2 separate regions of the Homo sapiens genome follow, and region 2 is linked to region 1. A link is an interaction called in ENCODE POLR2A ChIA-PET data of the cell type or tissue named here. Cell type or tissue: K562. All regions are shown on one strand. Links, peaks and the distances in the headings refer to the core of each region. The heading gives the core; the rest is flanking DNA.

The links. ChIA-PET counts read pairs that join two places held together with the same protein. Peaks named below come from ENCODE experiments on the same cell type or tissue, not always from the same donor. Only the 100,000 strongest peaks of a DNase experiment are listed, where the experiment ranks them.
Region 2: POLR2A ChIA-PET joins it to region 1 with 5 read pairs; 2 of 35 experiments call an interaction of 5 or more read pairs at or near these places.

What each region holds. Positions count from the first base shown.
Region 1 is chr1:12,710,544-12,714,932 of GRCh38, reverse strand. No RefSeq gene overlaps it. Among named protein-coding and RNA genes, the nearest start is that of AADACL3, 3.4 kb to the left of the region's middle. In K562, for the core only: no CTCF peak of the experiment used is centred there; no DNase peak of the experiment used is centred there; H3K27me3 peaks cover 1,046 bases.
Region 2 is chr1:12,632,613-12,637,001 of GRCh38, reverse strand. No RefSeq gene overlaps it. Among named protein-coding and RNA genes, the nearest start is that of AADACL4, 9.3 kb to the left of the region's middle. In K562, for the core only: no CTCF peak of the experiment used is centred there; a DNase peak (open chromatin) is centred at 1,901.

The sequences.
Region 1 (4,389 bases), core at 105-4,104:
ATGCACAAAGACTTATGCAGTCCAGCAAGCCGATAGTATGGTGGTTGAGAAACCCTGCATTTGCAACACTTGAATTTGAATCCTGGCTCTGCCAAATGCCAGCATGCTGATCATGAGCACGTTATGTGCAATCAGCCTCAGTTTCCAAGTTTGTCAAATGGGGATAATAATAGTACTCCCCACTCCATAGGACTGTTGGCTGCCTCAAGAACACCAGCCTGTGTCAAGCACTAGTATGAGTCTGGCACGTGGGAAGACTTAATTAGATGTCAGGAAGCCAGCCTGAAGCATTCTTTCTTTCTTTCTTTTTTTTTTTTTCTGAGATGGGGTCTCATGCTGTCACCCAGGCTGGAGTGCAGTGGTGCAATCTTGGCTCACTGCAGCCTCCATCTCCCAGGCTCAAGTAATCTTCCCACCTCGGCCTCTGGAGTAGCTGGGACTACAGGTGTGCACCACCATGCATGCCCATCTAATTTTTATTTTTATTGATTTATTTGTGTGTGTGTGTGAGAGAGAGAGACTGAGTCTCTCTCTGTCACCCAACCTGGAGTGCAATGGCACAATCTCAGCTCATTGCGACCTCCGCCTCCCGGGTTCAAGCAATTCTCCTGCCTCAGCCTCCCGAATAGCTAGGACTACAGGTGTGTGACACCATGCCAGCTAATTTTTTTTGTATTTTTAGTTATTTTTTATTTTGTTATTTTAGTAGAGATGGGTTTTCACCATGTTGGCCAAGCTGGTCACGAACTCCTGACCTCAGGTGATCCACCCGCTTTGGCCTCCCAAAGTGCTGGGTGTCACGCGTGTCTGTGTAAAGAGACCACCAAACAGACTTTGTGTGAGCAACAAGGCTGTTTATTTCACCTGGGTGCAGGCAGTCTGAGTCCGAAAAGAGAGTCAGCGAAGAGAGATGGGGTGGAGTTGTTTTATAGGATTTGGGTGAGTAGTGGAAAATTACAGTCAAAGGGGGTTTTTCTCTTACGGGCAGGGGCGGGGGTCACAAGGTGCTCAGTGGGGGAGGTTCTGAGCCAGGAGAAGGTTTCACAAGGTTAATGGCTCAGTTAAGGTGGGGCAGGAACAAATCACAATGGTGGAATGTCATCAGTTAAGGCAGGAAGCAGCCATTTTCACTTCTTTTGTGATTCTTCACTTGCTTCAGGCCATCTGGATGTATACATGCAGGTTTGGGCTCAGAGGCCTGACATTCCTGTCTTCTTATATTAATAAGAAAAATAAAACAAAATAGTGTTGAAGTGTTGGGGCAGTGAAAAATTTTCGGGGTACTATGGAGAGATAATGGGTGATGTTTCTCAGGGCTGCTTCGAGGGGGATTAGGGGCAGCATGGGAACTTAGAGTGGGAGAGATTAAGCTGACAGAAGATTTTGTGGTAAAGGGCAATATTGTGGGGTTGTTAAAGGGAGCATTTGTCATATAGAATGATTGGTGATGGCCTGGATATGGTCAGGAAAGGTAAAACGGACTAATGGTCTTTTCCCAAAAACTCACCAACCAAGCAAGTAATTATGCTCAACCCTCTTGGGCACTCTCTAATTGGATGTCCTGGGTCCTCCCAATTCTTAGTCCTTTAATACTTATTTTTCTCCTTCTTTTATTTGGACCTTGTATCTTCTGTTAAGCTTCTCAATTTATACGTCCAGGATTACATTTCCCTCCAGGAGCGGTCTCTGCTTCTGTCTCAGGAGGAGGCGCACCCTGCCCCCTTGTGAGGGCCTCAGGGGTGAAAAATCAGGACCCACCCCATGTGAGAAATAACCCGAGCTCTCAGCAATGTGGAAAGAAACTGGCCAGCAACCTGGGGTAAAGGATCCTCCATAATGGCCACTAAAGTCTGCACATGGACCGAGGAAAAGACACTGCAGGAGCTGGTAAAGTATTTCCTTGTTGGTTGGGACCAAGGTAAGAATGTCGCGGGGGGGCGGTGAAGTACTCCTTTGTTGGGGTGGCTTAGAGGTTAAAAAGAGATGAGACATCTCCATTAGGGGGGATTGAACTTCACAAAAACCTCCAGTAGTAGAAAAGGCAAGAAATTTCCAATAAGGGAAATTGAGCCTCACCCCAAAAGACAAGAAATTTCCAGTAAGGGAAGTTGAACCTTACCCCAAAACCATCAATATGGGAAATACCCCAAGCAAGATAGGGAGCAAGAAGGATAAAGATAGTAGCAAAGATATCCCCCCAGAGAGCCCCCTAGGTCTCATGCTAAAATACTGGAAGGATAATGAAAGGACTAAACATAAGAAAAAGCAAAAAAACGATAAAATATTGATGTTTTATTTGGACTCAGGGACCCATCCTCAAACCCTCAATCTTCTGGCCAAAGTTTGGGTCAAATGAGGATGTAATGTGTCAGCTTCTAATCCAATATGTTAATTATAAAATTCAGTGTCTCAAGAAGAACTAGGCTATGCTCTTTGCTGGAGGGAAGGGCCTGCCCTCCTTTTTCCCTTAAAAACCCAATCTGGCACTCAAAATGAAAAGTCAGAGGAGCCAGCTCTCATGCCTAAAAATTCCAGTGCATGGAATCCCCTAGACTATTTCCCCTGCTCAGTATCCCCAATCCTTCCCCTCAGGCAGCTACTGCTGCCTCATATCCCATTCCAAATCCTTCCTCTACTCACGTTACCCCTCCTCCTTACTGACTCTTGGGAATTACCATCCCACCAGCCTGTTCCCTCCCAACCTAAATACTTTTACCCCTCTCTAAAAGGAATCCAGCATGAGGTAGAACAATGTAAAAAAAGATATTCAGAATTTCCCAATTCCCTCCATACCTAAGGGGTCAGTCCCAATTCTCTTCCATTTGAAAGAGGTACCACAAGGAGTAGGGGGCCATTGGCTTTGAAAATGTTCCCTTAACCAGTTCAGAAGTCCAGAATTTTAAAAAGGAGCTTAAACCACTACTAGATGACCCTTACAGAGTGACAGACCAAATTGACCAATTCTTAGGACCTCAGTTATACACTTGGGCCAAGTTAATGTTCATCTTGGGCACCCTCTTTTCAGGGGAAGAAAGGAGTATGATTCGTAGGACTGCTATGGTAGTTTGGGAATGTGAGCACCCTCCTGGTGAAAACATTCCTACTGCAGGCCAGAAATTCCCCACCCGAGACCCCCAGTGGGACAATAACAACGCAGATCACCAGGAAAATATGCAGGACCTAAGGGAGATAATAATAAAAGGAATTCAGGAATCAGTACCCCAAAGCCAAAATCTTTCTAAAACACTTGATATACAACAGGAAAAGGATGAAGGGCCTCTGAGATTCCTGGACAGATTAAGAGAGCAAATGAGGCAATATGCATGCCTCAATTTGGATGATCCCCTTAGGCAAGGAATGTTGAAACTCAAATTTGTCACTAAAAGTTGGCCAGACATTTCAAAAAAAGCTAAAAAAATAGACAATTGGGAAGACTGTCCCCTAAGTGAGCTTAGGGAAGCTCAGAAATTATATGTGAGAAGGGACAAAGAAAAACAGAAACAAAAGACAAAACTTATGTTATCCACCTTCCAACAGATGGCTCCAAATCCAGGTACTTCTAGACAGAGTTTCCAGGGAGCCAAAAACTATAAAGGGTCCAAACCCTCCTTTAAAAGACCCCAGTCTCCATCTGGAGGACCAAAGCCCTCATCTGCCAGGCCCCCTAAAGAGTTTGTGGGAGCAGGGTTAAAGAATCCCAGAACTAAGAGGGAGGAAGGGAAAGATAGGTGCTATAGATGTGGAAGAACAGGCCTTCAAGAGAGGATGTCCTGAATTAAGAAAGGAAAAAGAAGCCCTTCCACTCATGACTTTTGAGGAAGAATAGGGGAGTTAGGGGCTCTGTCTCTTTTTTCTTGAGTCCCACCAGGAGCCCTTGATAAATTTAGAGGTGGGACCCAAACATGAGCTTATCACCTTTTTAGTCGATTCAGGGGCCACTCGCTCCTCTGTTTGTTTCCCCCCATCTAATGTCTCCTCCTCAGAGGAACTTTAAGTCTCTGGGGTAAACGGGGAAGGATTTAGAGCAAAAATTTTAGAAGTTAGATACCAGGATCACTCAGCTCATATTCAGTTCTTATTAATCCCTGAAGCAGGAACTAAATTATTGGGAAGGGATTTAATGTTAAAGTTGAGCATAGGTCTACAAGTCAGTCCAAGAGGATTCCTCACCTCATTAAACCTACTCACCACTGCAAATGAAAAATATATTAATCCTAATGTGTGGTCCAAAGACGGGAACCAAGGGAAACTCTGAGTCCCTCCAATCCACATCAAGTTAAACCCCCGGAGAAGTAGTAAGAAGGAAGCAATACACTATTCCCTTGGAAGGTAGGATAGGGTTGAAGCCTATAATTCAAGGTCTTATTAAAGATGGGCTTCTTGAGCCCT
Region 2 (4,389 bases), core at 137-4,136, 78 kb after region 1:
TGACAGCCAACATTTCTCAGCAGTTGTCTGTGTTTGGCATCCCCAGGAAGCCCCAAGCTATCTGGGGAAGATGGGGTGAGGCCGGTCCCCCACCAGAACACCCATGGCCTCACCAAGCTGTGGAAATCCCCACCCTCAGTGCCCTCTCCCCACCCCATCCCATTCCCTAGGCCACAGGCAGTGCCCTATGCTGTAAATCAGCCCAGCTAACCCAGACCTGGGAGCAGATCCCTTGGGAGCCCTCCCTGCTAGCCAAGAATTCCAAGAATTCAAGGGGGAAGCCCTTGAGAAAACAGGCCATATGACCTGATATTTGGGCCAAAGCAGCATTTCCATCCCAGGCCTGGGAGGACTCACACCAGGAGGATGGGTTTGTCTTCCTGTGGGAGAAACCCAGGCACGCAGGGGCAAGGGCCAAGGTACTCATCTACCTCCCCCCAGCCTCCCGAAGCGTTAGCTGGTAAACCGCTGAGCAATGTTCAGCCAGAGGACTTTCCTGGGGTGTAAGCTTCCCTTGGGAGGCAGGGTGGGGGCCAGCGGTGAAGAGGCAGTTTCCTTTCAGGCAGAAACTTGGTTGGGTTTCAAATTCAAAGGAATGACCTTGGTCAGGAGCCTGACATCTATTTCATGACCATGTGGCATTTTCCAGCACTGGTCTAAGCGTCAGTAAACACGAAGGGGTAGTGGCGTAATGGACACTGTACCCATTTTACAGCAGGAAACCAAGGTAGGAAGAAGTGAAGTGACTTGCCCACGGGCACACAGCAAGTGGGTGGCAGAACTGGACTCTAAACCAGGGAGCCCACCCCAGGGGCTGTGTCTGGCCACCGTGAGATTCGCCTTCCCTCTAACTAACAGGGTTAAAAATGACATCACGGGGCCGGGTGTGGTGGCTCACGCCTGTAATCCCAGCACTTTGGGAGACCAAGGCAGGCGGATCACAAGGTCAAGAGATCGAGATTATCCTGGCCAACATGGTGAAATCCCGTCTCTACTAAAAATACAAAAATTAGCCGGGTGTGGTGGCACACGCCTGTAGTCCCAGCTACTCAGGAGGCTGAGGCAGGAGAATCACTTGAACCCAGGAGGCGGAGGTTGCAGTGAGCCAAGATCGCACCACTGCACTCCAGCCTGGGGACAGAGCAAGACTCCGTCAAAAAAAAAAAAAAAAAAAAGACGTAATAGAGGTGGAGTCATCCGCACCATTTCCCATAAGACAGCCTTGACAACCCGTGACTAGCCGAGGTCCTGTCTTAGCTGTGACAAGCCAGACCTTGAGGCTGGGTTTTCTAATGTCCCCTTGTGCCCCTGCAGGAGGATAGAACTAGTGTGTGGGGCTCACTGCCCGGCAAGGGGCACTTAGGGGGTGCCAAGCCTCCCTCTGAGAGCTCTACCCCTGACTCTTATCAAGAAGCCCTCACACACCCCTGATGTAGGCACTCCAGCTGTCCCCATTTCACAGATGTGGAAGCCAAGGCCCAGGGGCATTAAGAACTATGCTCCAGGTGAGGCGCTGTTTAAGTGAAGAAGGAGGAATATCCGTGTCCTGTTGATGCGGAGCAAATGATCACAAACTCGGTGGCTTAAAATGACATAGATGCATTCTCTCACAATTCTGGAGGCTGGAAGTCCAAAATCAAGGGGTGGGCAGGGCCACAGTCCCTCCAGAGGTTCTAGGGGAATCCTTCTGAAGCGGCATCATTTGCCTGGGGTAATACCCCAGGTTCGTTGCCTCACGCCAAGGAACTTAAGGATGCACACACGCAAGGAGTGAGTTTAAGGGTGGAAGTTTAATAGGCAAAAGGGAAAAGCTCCCTCCCAGTTTGCAGCGAGATGCGGTCGGTTTTGTAGATGAGCTTGAGGAGGCGGTGTCTGATTTACATAGGGCGCAGAGGATTGGTTGGACCAGGTGTTCCCTTTACATAGCGCACGAAGAAGCTGGCCATCCCACCCTAATCTTTTGTTATACAGTTGGGGTCTCCACCTGGCCAGCGCCGCATTGTCTGCTTCTTTACTGCACATGTGGCCTCCATGTTGAACATGCCTGGCCCCCAGATAGCCGTTTCCAATGGGCACATAGGAAATTCCCACGTACACACAGGCACATAGTAATTTCCTGCCGGCATTTCCCTACGCCAGCTTCCAGCTTGCTTATCTGTTTGCAGCTTGATTTTTCAGGCTGTTTTTTGTTAGGAAAAAAAAATGATTTGCCTGTAATCCTAGTACTTTGGGAGGCCGAGGCGGGCAGATCACCTAAGGTCGCCAGTTCGAGACCAGCCTGACCAACATGGAGAAACCCCCGTCTCTACTAAAAATACATAATTAGCCAGGCGTGGTGGCCCATGCCTGTAATCCCAGCTACTCGGGAGGCTGAGGAATCGGTTGAACCCGGGAGGCGGAGGTTGCTGTGAACCGAGATCGCGCCATTACACTCCAGCCTGGGCAACAAGAGGGAAACTTCGTCTCAAAAAAAGAAAAAGAAAAAAATGATATGGGGGCTGCTTTTTATTAAAGAGAAAACCTTACCGAGGACTCTCTTACCCTCACTATCCTCCTAAATAATTTATTTTTAGCTCCTGTATCACTTCCTGGCCTCTTGCAGCTTCCGGTGGCTCCAGGGTTCTGCGGCTTGCAGCTGCGCCACTCCAGTCTCTGCCTCTGTCCTCACATCGGCCTTCTCTTCCCTGGGCGTCTGTCTTCTCTCATAATGACACCTGTCGTTGGATTTGGAGCCCCTCTGGCTATTCCAAAATGACCTCATCTTGAGATCCTTAGTCAAATCTGCAAAGACCCTTTCCAAGTCAAGTCACATTCACACATTCAGAGATTAGGATGGAGATGTATCTTTTGGGGGACCCCCTTCCAACTTGCTACAGAGGATTTGAACCAGGTCTGGCTGCCACTCAGCCTTTAAAACCTCATGAGGGGGTGGGGGGGGAGTGAGGATGGTGAATGGATACAAAAAATAGAATGAATAAGAACTAGTATTTGACAGCCCAGCATGGTGGCTATACTCAGTCATAATTTAACGGCCTGGCGCGGTGGCTCACGCCTGTAATTCCAGCACTTTGGGAGGCGGAAGTGGGAAGATCGCTTGAGCTCAGGAATTTGAGACCAGTCTGAGCAACATAGTGAGACCTCATTTCTAAAGAAAGAAAAATATAATAATTTAATTTTACATTTAAAAATAACTAAAGGTATGATTGGATTGTTTATAAGACAAAGGATAAATGCTTAAGATTATAGATTCCCATTTACCCCGACGTGATCATTACAGACTGTATGCCTGTATCAAAATATCTCAGGTACCCCACAAATATATACACCTGCTATGTACCCACAAAAATTTAAAAGTAAAAAAAAAAACAACAACACAACACATCCGGCCGGGCGTGGTGGCTCACGCCTGTAATCCCAGCATTTTGGGAGGCCGAGGCGGGTGGATCACGAGGTCAGGAGATCAAGACCATCCTGGCTAACACGGTGAAATCCCGTCTCTACTAAAAAATACAAAAAATTAGCCGGGCGTGGTGGTGGGCACCTGTAGTCCCAGCTACTCGGGAGACTGAGGCAGGAGAATGGTGTGAACCTTGGAGGCGGAGCTTGCAGTGAGCCGAGATCCAGCCACTGCACTCCAGCCTGGGTGACAGAACAAGACTCTGTCTCAAAAAAAATAAGTAAATAAAAATAAAATAACACAAGACATCCAACAAGTGCCCAGGGCACCATCACCTTGTGGGGGTGGGGGGCTCCTACCTACCCCAATTAGAGCTGAAAGCACAGAAAGTCCACTTCCTTGAGACACCTGGTCACACAGGGACAGTATGACCTGGAAGTTCAAGTGTTTGGGACAGAGAAACCTCGGTGGTTTTCTCACCTCCACGATTTCCTCCAATAAAACTTCCTCAATTCCCCCAACCCTGCCCTTGGCAAATGCCCCACTTACCTGCCACTCACACGACACTCTGTCCTCTCCTCTGGGACATCTCACAAGTGTGAATCCACTTCTGTGATCAGTGATTTCTGCCTGTCCCCTGACCTCCGCTAGATGTGAGGGAGAAGGGCAGTGTCTACAACTACTCATGTGGACATCTTACCCCTGTGGGGCTTTTCTCTTTGTTTGTAACAGCTTTATTGAGATGTAATTCACATACCATACAATTCACCTGTTTAAAATGTATAATTCAAGGTTGTTGTGGTGGCTCCTGCCTGTAATCCCAGCATTTTGGGAGGCCAAGGCAGGTGGATTGCTTGAGCCCAGGAGTTCAAGACCAGCCTGGGCAACATAGGGAGACCCTGTCTCCAAAAAAAAAAAAAAAAAAACACAAAAACTTGTTGGGTGTGATGGTGAGAGTCTGTGGTCCCAGCTATTCAGGAGAGGGAAGTGGG